2 separate regions of the Homo sapiens genome follow, and region 1 is linked to region 2. Evidence: chromatin loops called from intact Hi-C (ENCODE). Cell type or tissue: heart left ventricle. All regions are shown on one strand. Links, peaks and the distances in the headings refer to the core of each region. The heading gives the core; the rest is flanking DNA. Region 1 overlaps NMNAT2 (nicotinamide nucleotide adenylyltransferase 2). Region 2 holds the start of NMNAT2 (nicotinamide nucleotide adenylyltransferase 2).

Evidence for each region. Hi-C counts contacts between places; a loop is a spot of excess contacts. Peaks named below come from ENCODE experiments on the same cell type or tissue, not always from the same donor. Only the 100,000 strongest peaks of a DNase experiment are listed, where the experiment ranks them.
Region 1: it touches region 2 in a loop (1.9-fold over the local background); 2 of 110 quality-filtered maps call a loop at or near these places.

The regions. Positions count from the first base shown.
Region 1 is chr1:183,344,587-183,349,962 of GRCh38, reverse strand. All of the region lies in intron 1 of NMNAT2 (nicotinamide nucleotide adenylyltransferase 2), which reads left to right. Among named protein-coding and RNA genes, the nearest start is that of NMNAT2, 71 kb to the left of the region's middle. In heart left ventricle, for the core only: no CTCF peak of the experiment used is centred there; no DNase peak of the experiment used is centred there; H3K27ac peaks cover 790 bases.
Region 2 is chr1:183,413,800-183,419,175 of GRCh38, reverse strand. NMNAT2 (nicotinamide nucleotide adenylyltransferase 2) reads left to right here and starts at 796. Exons shown (of 11, transcript NM_015039.4): 1 at 796-993. The coding sequence starts at 909. In heart left ventricle, for the core only: no CTCF peak of the experiment used is centred there; a DNase peak (open chromatin) is centred at 2,245; H3K4me3 peaks cover 1,613 bases; H3K27me3 peaks cover 2,875 bases.

The DNA.
Region 1 (5,376 bases), core at 58-5,057, 69 kb after region 2:
CCAGTCCAAGCAAGGGAATCCTGATTTCGGCCTGAGAGATGCATCTTCTAGCAAAGTCAACATCGGGATGGCTCCTGAGCTTTCCTTCTCAGAGGGGTGGGCTTCCTACTTCCCCCTCCCAGACTCCCAGTCTGCAAGGCCAAGATCCATTTCCAGGAGAAAATCAATATTTGATGTTCCCTTCCTTCCCCAGCATTGGTTCAGAGCTCTGGAAATCTCCTGCCCTCCTTACACCACGCAGATAGGAAATCTCTCCTTTGGCTTTTACCTTCTGGGCCCAGGCCACCCACTGCTGCCGTGGATTTTAGCCATATTATTTTCTGCTGCTCTGAGTGCCAACAGCACACTCAGCACTAGACACAAACATGCAAAGACGCAGCTCTTGCCTGCCCCAAAGGCTTGCTGGGTAAGTTAAACAGACTGTAAAATGCAGACTTCAAATATGCCAGAGGCAAAGGCATTTAAAATTCTCAGCGGGGGCTGGAAAGAGAACGCTTTTAAAGTCTTTTCATTTCTCCCTCTTCCTTTGCCTTCAGCATCGAGCTGCCTGTGAGTTGTCCTGCCTCTTCTGTCTATGACCATTTAAGGATGACTGGTCCTTTTGTGAGCAGGCAAAGGCTTTGAGATGTTGGCTGTGAATGTGGACAGCTCTTCCCAGGCTGCCTGAAAGAGCGGAGGCAGCTAAACTTGGCAACAAATATTTCCAAGCCTGCTTTCCATTCCATCATGCAGAATGGTGTTATTAAATTGATGATTCAGGATCTCAAACCAGCAGAGCTCTGTCCTTTGGGAGAAACATAATCCATATGACAGGTTTCACCAGGGCTATTTCTGAATACCAGAAACCAGTGCCTAGGACAGTGTAGATCAGAGAGCAGGTGAGCTGGGTGCTTTGGGATCAGAAGCCACCTGGGCCAGAGTTTTGCAGGTAACACTCTGCAGTGGACATGCCTGGGTCAACCTGGTGCACCGAGTCCATGCTGTGTTCACTTTGGTGTCCTTTTCTCCTGACAAAGACTTAACCTGGTGCCATATCTCTCCTAAGCAATGTGAGGAGACACTACCTTGACTTCCAAGGATTTGTATTCTGATCTTCTGGTGGGGATGTCATTTCAGGGAAGTTATGTTCACTGGCTAATGAAAGCATCAAGACTGAAATAGGGAACTCAGATCTCGCCAAAACACAAGATCTCCGAAAGCAGAATACCTTCCTTCCATCTGGAATGTGTGGCAGGATGGAGTGAAGGAAAGAAGTTTTTGTTTTTGTTTCATTAAAGCAAAGGGATCCTACTTGAAATGCCCCTTATTGTGCAAGTATCAGGAAAGAACTTTTGTTCCAGCAAATCTCCAAACACTGGGCTGCAAGGCTGGTCTGATGTATTATGCAAAAATGTTTACATTTTCTCCATCATTCCCCCACACCCCCAATCTCCTTCTCTGATTTTTTGACTGAGAAAAGGGTCTTAGGAACAAAGAACATAAATATTTTGGTGAATCTAATATTGGATTAGATTTTGCTTGGTGCAGTTCCTTATATACAGGGGAGCTCAATGGATGGGTTTTGATGGTGAGGGAGATAGAAATGATTTAATAGCAACTCACTCAGCATTCCCAGAATAAATTACTTCTATTCCCAGTATGGTCTGTGTGTGCACTTACATACTCATGCTTGTGGACACGTGCACGCACGCACAGCTTAAGAGCAAACAAGCCATGTTGCTTATTCAAGGGACCAGAAAAAAAAAACCTCTAAAAGATGCCTTTGCTGGGTTGACTGTTTTAACTAAAATTCATGTCAAATTGAAAAGGAGAGTATCACATATCTCAACGTATCACCCATGTTGAGAAAATAAAAGAGCAGGGCATTTTATATATAGGTCCTGTCTTTTAAAGGAAGGCAGTCAAAGACAGATCTTTCTAAATGAATGGGAGGGGTTGGGGGAGTGGTATGGGAATGGGGGAGGTATATCAGGAATCTCCTTGGGGTTACCTTTTAGTGGACATGTCCCCATTTGTTCAACCCTCCCAGCGCAAGTAGTCATTGAAGGGAACTGAGTTTCTAAGGAGGACATGTGCTCACTCAGAGTGTTGGCATGAATAAAAAGGGCTGAAGTCAACTGGTCTAAAAGTGTGATGACTAGGGGCCATCTAACACCAGGAGAGTGGTAGCACTCAAGAAAAAACAGTTTCCATTCAAAGATCTGGGACTGAATGGGAGCCCCTGCTATATGCTGCACAGCTGTTACTGCATTTCAAAAAAACAGTGCTCCTGCAGTCACTTATAGACTCAGAGGTGTTTTTAAATAATTCCTATGTCCAGTGCTGAGGGCTTTAAAAACACAAGGGTAGTATTGTACTAATAACAGCAAACACTTTTAGAGTGCTTACTGTGTGTCCGGCACTTTCCCAAGCTTTTTCCATATAATAATGTACTTAATCTAACTTAATCCTCTCAACAGTCCCATGAGGGAGGTACTATTATTATTATTATCATCATCATTTTTAGAGAGATAGGGTCTTGCTCTGTCACCCAGACTGGAGTGCGGTGGTACGATCATGACTTACTGCAGCCACGACCTCCTGGGCTCAAGTGATTCTCCTCTCTCACCCTCTTGAGTAGCTGGGACTACAGGCATGCACCACCATGCCCAGCTAATGTTTCTATTTTTTTTGTAGAGATGGCATCTCACTATATTGCCCAGGCTGGTCTCAAACTCCTGGCCTCAAGCAATCCTCTAGCCTCGGCCTCCAAAATGCTGGGATTACAGGCGTGAACCGCAGTGCCCAGCTGGGAGGTACTATCATTATCCCCTTTCACAGATTATGAGCCAGGAGTTTGTTCTCTATAGTAGTGATGGAATACTCACAGAAGAAAGTGACTAAGTGTCAGAGAAGATACAAAGGAAATGCAATAGCTGTTTATAGGGAGGAAAAGTGAGTTCCCACCCAGAAGGTCAAGGAAGGCTTCATGGAGGAGGTGGAATCTGAGTGGGTCTTGAAGAGTAGGGTGGGTTTCTATGTGTTTGCTCTTTTTTTTGCTTTGTCATAGAAAGAAAAGGGGTGAGAAATGACTATAATGGGGTAAAAATGGGGTGTAGGGCTGTTCAGGCTGTCAAAAGTCAAAATTACACAAATTTAATTTAAAGATCTCAATTGGCATTTATTTGTGATTCTAGAATCAGGCAACACCTCGTTCTGTGAAACAGAATGAGTGTTCCGATGAGCTGAGCAGAGGAAATTGGTTTCACAGACAAAAAAGGGCTGAGGACAGCAGAAACAGAAAACAAAAAGAAGGTTGGTCGTTTCAAAGTTACTTCCCTGTAAAGGTTAAAGCAGAGGAGACTTCCTTATCATGCCTGCTAAAACCGCCCTGTTTGGGGACTCGGCAATTATCTCTGTCTCCTGATTTCTTGGAAGGTCAGATCAACAGCTTAGTTTTGTCTTGGTGATGTGGAACTTCAGCACGAGGGGCTCCATTTTGGTATGGTCTGTTGTGCCTCGTGCAGAAGCTCAGTCCCAACCAGTGGCCATTTATAAATGTTAATTAACAAGGCAGAGGGCAGTAAGAGCAGAGATACGGAGGTTGTGGGTCACTGGGGATGACAACATGTTGGTTATGGCTGGGAAATCGAAGAGCAAGAGGCTGGAAGGGTGGAGGAAAGGCAAGTAAAGGTAAATTCGGAGTTTGGACTGATTTGTGTTGACCCTGAAGGTGAGATCAGGGGTGCTCAGTCTGGTAGCAGTGGGAATGATGGAACTGAGAGAAAGAACCCTGGAGGCCATCACAGAGATGGACTACTAATAAACAGTCCAGCTGAAAGGCGAGGAGAACCCAGCAGCAGTAGAATTGGAGCTGGGAATCAGGGGACAGATGTGAGGGGTGACAAATTATTAGATGTGGGGGGATATATTCGTTCATTTCCTGCTGCTTATAACACAGTACCTGAAACTGGGTAATTTATAAAGAAAAGGATGTTAGCCTGGCTCAATGGCTCACGACTGTAATCCCAGCACTTTGGGAGGCCGAGGCAGGCAGATCACGAGGTCAGGAGATCGAGACCATCCTGGCGAACACGGTGAGACCCTGTCTCTACTAAAAATACAAAAAATTAGCCGGGCATGGTGGCGGGTGCCTGTAGTCCCAGCTACTCGGGAGGCTGAGGCAGGAGAATGGCGTGAACCCGGGAGGCGGAGCTTGCAGTGAGCCGAGATCGCGCCACTGCGCTCCAGCCTGGGCAACAGTGTGAGACTCCGTCTCAAAAAAAAAAAAAAAAGAAAAGGATATTATTTCTTGTAGTTATGAAAGCTGAGAAGTCCCAGGTCGAGGGGCCGCATCTGACAAGGGCCTTCCTGCTGGGGGGCCTCTGTGAAGAGTCCCAAGATAGCACAGGGTATTACATGGTGGGAGGGCCAATGAGGTCTCTCAGGTCTCTCTTCCCCTTCTTATAAAGCCACCAGTTCTACTCCCATCATAACCCATTAATTCACCAATTCACTAATCCCCTAATCCAGGAATGGATTAATCCATTCATGAGAGCAGAGCCCTCATGACCTAAGCACCTCTTAAAGGCTTCACCTCTCAATACTGCCACATTAGGGATTAAGTTTCCTTTTTTTGGGTAATAATTTCTTATTTTTACTGAGGTAAAATATACATATATAATTTACCATGGGGATTGAATTTCAACATAATTTTGGAGGGGTCAAATATTCAACCACAGTGGGGGAGAAGGTAGTGGATGAAAAGAGTCAAAGATGACTTCAAGGCTTAATAACTTGAAGAAGTAGGTGATGTTAGTAGAAGCAAGTCAGCTAGGGGGAGACAAGGTGGGGTGGGGGAGGAGAAGAGAAGATTGTATATTAGCGGTGTCATTTTAGTTTACAATATGATGTCCAGAGGGAGATTTACAACAGGTGGAATGAGGAGATGGGGTCCTTGGAAGAGCAGTTGGGATTGGAGATGACAACTTTTTACAATCCTTCTCCCCGCTGTGGCTCTGAACTAGTGAAGGACAGACACAGAGCAGCTGGGGAATTGGCCCCCGGATGGGGAGGAAGCCCTGCCGGGGAGACTGGTTTGTGCTCAATCTAAGCTACATCATCACTAACTATGTGGTAGTGGAAAAGATGCTCTACCTTTCTCAGCTTCTGGTCTCACATTTGTAAAATAGCGTTTAAATGAGGTATGGTTTTAAATGCCTCGTACTTCGTGGGGCCTCTAAATATTCTGTTCTGCCTTCTCTGGAAGTGTTTCCAGACTTTATTTATGTTTATGCTACTAAACATCTTACAATGCCCAGGACGGCCCCCACAACAAAGAATTATCTGTTCCAAAATGTCAGTAGTGCCGAGGCTGAGAAGGCCTGCATTAATCCA
Region 2 (5,376 bases), core at 184-5,183:
TTGCTTTTTAGTAGAGACAGGGTTTCACCGTGCTGGCCAGGCTGGTCTCGAACTCCTGACCTCGTGATCCGCCCGCCTCGGCCTCCCAAAGTGCTGAGATTACAGGCATGAGCCACCGCACCCGGCGGATCCCCATAATTTTCTAATACAGTTTTAGTAACTCTGCCCCCTTCATGTTCTCTCAAACGGATAGCATTGCTTCGCCCACGAAAAGGATCAGTATTGCAGAGGAAGGGCTTAGATCACCCCTATCTCTCTGCAGCCAGCAGATCAAGATTTGGACTCAACTCAATAGTTTGGAATCATCAGATAAAGGAAAAAGGAAAAGCAGAAATGAATACTACTGAAATAAACAATGGTCATTTCTCACTTAAAATTTTGAGGAAGAGAGAAAGAAAAAATACCTTAAGATCAAACATTTTTTAACTTGGAGATGTTAGAGAAAGTAGGGGGGACAGAAAAATGTTAGAATGAGGAGGAAAACTGAATCAAGATGAGGCAAGAGGCAGAAAGAGCTCACACCATGCTGTGGGCTCTTGGTTCTGAGCTTGGATACCACGTCTTGCCTTCTGGATAAACTCTAAGGAAGACAGTGATGGAGTGAAGTGGGCTGGGGGCGATAGAGAGGATGGGGTGGGGCACCAGGCGAGAGATGCGAAGGAAGCCAGAACGAAAAGAGAGCGACCGAGGAGAGAAGAGAGCAGAGCAATACAAAAGCAGCCTCGGATCTAGCCGGAGCTGCAAGCGTTAAGGGGAGGCGGAGAGTGACGCGGTTTGCGTCTGGAGCGGCTCCTTGGAGTCCACAGCATCCACCGCCGGAGCCTCGCCTTCCTTTCTCCCTCTGCAGACACAACGAGACACAAAAAGAGAGGCAACCCCTAGACCACCGCGAAGGACCCATCTGCACCATGACCGAGACCACCAAGACCCACGTTATCTTGCTCGCCTGCGGCAGCTTCAATCCCATCACCAAAGGGCACATTCAGATGTTTGGTGAGTCCTCCCGCCCACCTCTGGAAGCCGCTTCCGCTCCTCTCCTTTCCCAGGCACCTGTGTTTTCCAGGGCGATCGAACGGGAAGGCGTGTGCCCCTTCGGAGGGGTGGGCCGGCTCATCCAGCTGGTGGAGGTCGGCCCCTTCATTTTGGACTCAGGGGAGGGTACGCAGACTGCGTTTCCGAGGCGTCACTTGCCGGGGCCAGACCCGGCTCGCAGGGGGCCAAAGGTGGGGGATGGGAGGGGACTAGAGATGAGTATCATTTGGGGCTGGGCAGGGGTTCGAGATACCAGAACTGGAGTGTGGCGGTGCGGTGGTTCGGCTACCAGGCTGGCGAAGACCGGGATGGGGGCAGAGGTTGGGGCGCCGAGTAGGGGAGGAAGGGGCTGGAGATAACGTGCTGTTTGTTTAGGATGGGCCGAAAGCTCGAAGGAGTTAAATCATGTATGTGCCTGGGATTCGCAAACACACTCGCGCCCGACACACCGGTGACAGGGGCTGGGGCTTCAAGATTAATTTCGGATTTGGCTGGTGATTCTGGGCGGCCCAGGGACCAGTGTTTGGGAATTGTGGGCCGTGTATTGCCCGCGCGAGGTGGATGCTGAGTGAATAGGGAGGGGGCCCTTTTCCGCCTAGGTTCGGCCTCAGGGACCCGCTGCCTAGGACGGGGAGGGGGCCGGGCGGAGGCTGCGGGAGGCCCTGCGCGAGCCGGAGCCGAAGGATCGGGGCCCAAGTTGGCTGAGGCTCTGCCCAGGGTGGCGATGGCACTCGGAAGGCTTGAGGCGTCTAGTGTGTGTACGAATGTGCGAATGACTGTGTGTGAGTATATGCGTGTGCGTGTTGGGGGGAGGGGACTTATCGCGCGTTTGTTTCTTAGAAGCTTTGGGGCGTGGAGTCAGAGAGAGCGAGCGGGGGCATCCGGCTGGCTGGTTCGGGGTCCAGCAGCGGTAGGGGAAAGGTGATCGATAGATGCCTATTGGAGGTCTCGCGCCACCGGTGGGAAGCCACGCGGCTTCGCAGCTGCTCGTAGGACTCAAAGGCGTGGGGCATGAGCGTTTAGACACGGAAAGAGGGACGCGGAGGTCACTTTAGAAGCAGGAATTGAGAAGTTAGAAGTTGGGGGTGCTTTTTCTTGAAACTGAGAGAAGCGAGGAGTAGGGAAAAGCGAGTGGGCTGGGATGGATGAGAGAGCGTGTGGGAGGCCCTGACCTGGCCCGCCAGCAAGGCGCTCTCCAGAGGCGGCGGTGCTGAAATGCAGGGCGCGCCGGAGCTGGATGCGGGCACACGTGTTTATCCGGAGCCTGAGGACTGCGCGAGCCCTCCTAGGGAGGTTTAGTGAAAACCACACCACAGCGGTAAAGACAGGGCGAGGTGGCTTAGGCTAAAAATATTCATCTTTAAACTTAAAAGGTGCGCTGAACTGGGCTCGCTTGTTAAAAACCTCATGGAAAGAATATAGAACTACTTTGAGCAAAGGGCAAATCGGGTAGGCATATCTACACGATAGAAGGAGGGAGGCTGAGAGATAGCCATCCCTTCTTCACCATTCCTTCAGCTTTCAAAAGTCTTTTATTAAGAACCAATGCCAACTTGCCTGTTAAATAAGGACTTCTGTTCCAGCATCAGGGTAGACAAGAGCATGTCATCAGTCTTCTAAGGACTATCAGTGCCCTAAGAACACTCCACTTTCACTTTCCTTTGATGCTGGTGTCTTCATCCCTTTCCTTCTTTTCCTGTCTGTCCATATGTCCTCTAGCACTTTATGTTGATGCGCTTTACTCCTCTCCCTTGACCAGGCAATGATGGGTTTTCCTTTGGAACCAAGAGAAAGGAGGAGTAGGGAAGAGCCATTGGGCTGGGGATGAAACTCTGTGGCTCTAAGAATCTTTGATGACCCAGCAGGTACTGCTCCTTTCTTCCTGAAGCTAGGAAATCCCAGTTGTTTTAGATTACAAGAGAAACAGATTTGGATTGAGAACCAAAGATTCTGTCTTGTAGCTGAAGATTCTTTGTTAACAGTAATAAAGGCTTTTGTTAAGCGAATGCTGACCTGCCAATTCTCCATGAGCTTCAAGGATAGACTATGTGGAAATAGACCTGAGTTGCAGTGGAAGGGTTTAGATATAGAAAGGTGAAAGGAGACTTTTGGCAGTAACGATTATTTACTTAGTATAAGAACTGAGGACCAGGGCAGAATGTGAACAAAGTCCTTTGCATGTCCATTAAAGTATAATTCAGAGAGTAATACAAAAAAAGGATATAATATGTTCACTCACTATGGCTTTAAGGAGTTTATTACCTAATGAAGAATTTAGCACATAAACAGGTGAAAATGAGGCAAGAATAAGAACACAAAATACACATTCAACTATTTTTGGTAGAATGTCTTATTGGAATCTTTGAGCTCTGGATAAATTTTATAATTTATTTTTGTAGAGCAGTTCTGGTTAACAAAGCCATTTCATCTATGTTATGTTACTTATTCCTGTTAAAAACCTTATAAGAAAAACATTATTACCCTTATTTTACAAATGAGAAACTGACAGAAGCCAAGTGACTTATGAACACACATGGAGAATGGGTGGCACTGAGACTTGAGCCTCATGTTCCTGATTCCTCTTGCAGAGGCCTTCATACTGCAACAAAGGCTGGAGGAAGTGCCCGCTCATCTTCTGACTGCATAATTCCATGAACACTCTATTTTCATGAACCATAAACTAAGAGAATTAAACTGGCCATCAACTAAGTGAGATTCATATATGTGCTTTTCCTTAAGATCTTTGTCTCATGTCTAAAGAAACCAGTTATTTATGAACTATTTCCTCCTTTTAAATTGCTTTAAAAATTTTCTCTGTGACAACACGGAAATAATTAATACAACTAAATTATCAAACTTTTGGCCAGGTGTGGTGGCTCACTCCTACAATCCCAGCACTTTGGGAGGTGAAGATGGACATTAACACATGAGCTCAGGAGTTTGAGACCAGACTTGGCAACATGGTGAAACCCCATCTCTACAAAAAATATAAAAATTAGCCAGGTATGGTGTTGCATGCCTGTAGTCCCAGCTACTGTGGAGGCTGAGGTGGGAGGATGGCTGAGGTGGAAGCCTGGGAGGCAGAGGTTGCAGTATGCCAAGATAGCACACTGCACTCTATTCTAGGTAATACAGCCAGACTCTGCCTTAAAAATTTTTTTTCAAGCTTTCTTTAAGGTGACTGAAATTTGTAATAATTTTTTTTTAAAAAACAGACACAAACAAGACTTTGAAATTAGGCATTTTAAATAGAGCTCCTATATCCTGAAATTCAATTTCTTATCAAAGGAAAAAGAGAGACTGTAAACAAAAAGAGAAGTGACATTCAAAACTCACTCTTCATCTTTGTAAAGTAGCACTTGTACAATTCTCAATATTTGTAAATATTTTTAGAATGAACTTTTCTTTTACTCTGAAAGGGAAGTTGATATTATTTCTCCTATTTGAAACTATAGAAACATACAGGAAAAAATAGTATTTGTGAGAGATATTTGACACTTGTATACTCAACTGTAACTAAAATGCTTTCAGGGATGAGTAAAAGTTTTTGGCAAAGTAAACTCATAAATGAGTGATGTCATATCTCATGGGTCTGCCTCATTACATAAGAAGATAATGTGGAATTGGAAGTTTTAAAAAATGTAACTGCTTAGTTTTTAACTATGTAGAGATTATAATTTAATGTAGCTTTCTTTACATTTATAGCTATATTTGTCAATAAATCTACCACTGGGAAGTCAGAGAGCAAGTTTAAATAGAAAAGTAAGAAAGGACAGCTCAGATTATTTTGGCTATATAAACAAAAACAGAGGAATTGGGGAATTTCATCACAGCAGAAATATTTCTAGCTATTTTTTGTATTTTTTTCTATTTTAATTTGTAGATATAGGGTCTTGCTCTGTTGCCCAGGCTGTAGAGCAGCAGCAGGGTCATGGCTTCCTGCAGCCTCAAACTCCTGTTTCTGCTAGCTGCAGTTTAAATCCATGACTCCAAAAACTATTATCTTTTCACTGCGCTCTGATATTGTCTCCAAAAATTACCAAAGTCTAGCATCTTTCCTCCTTTTAAGCCAGTCAGAGGTCTAATGCCTGACAGAGAGGAATAACCAGGTTGCAAGGAGTCATTCATTCAGGTCGGGTGGTTAATATCAGGGAGAGCTTTCTGAAATAAGCTTCAGTGAGAACAATTGGAATTGGAAACTTATGGCAGCCGCTGTTTTTGAAAATTAATATTTCTAGGCCGGGCGCGGTGGCTCATGCCTGTAATCCCAGCACTTTGGGAGGCCGAGGCGGGCGGATCACGAGGTCAGGAGATCGAGACCATCCTGGCGAACACGGTGAAACC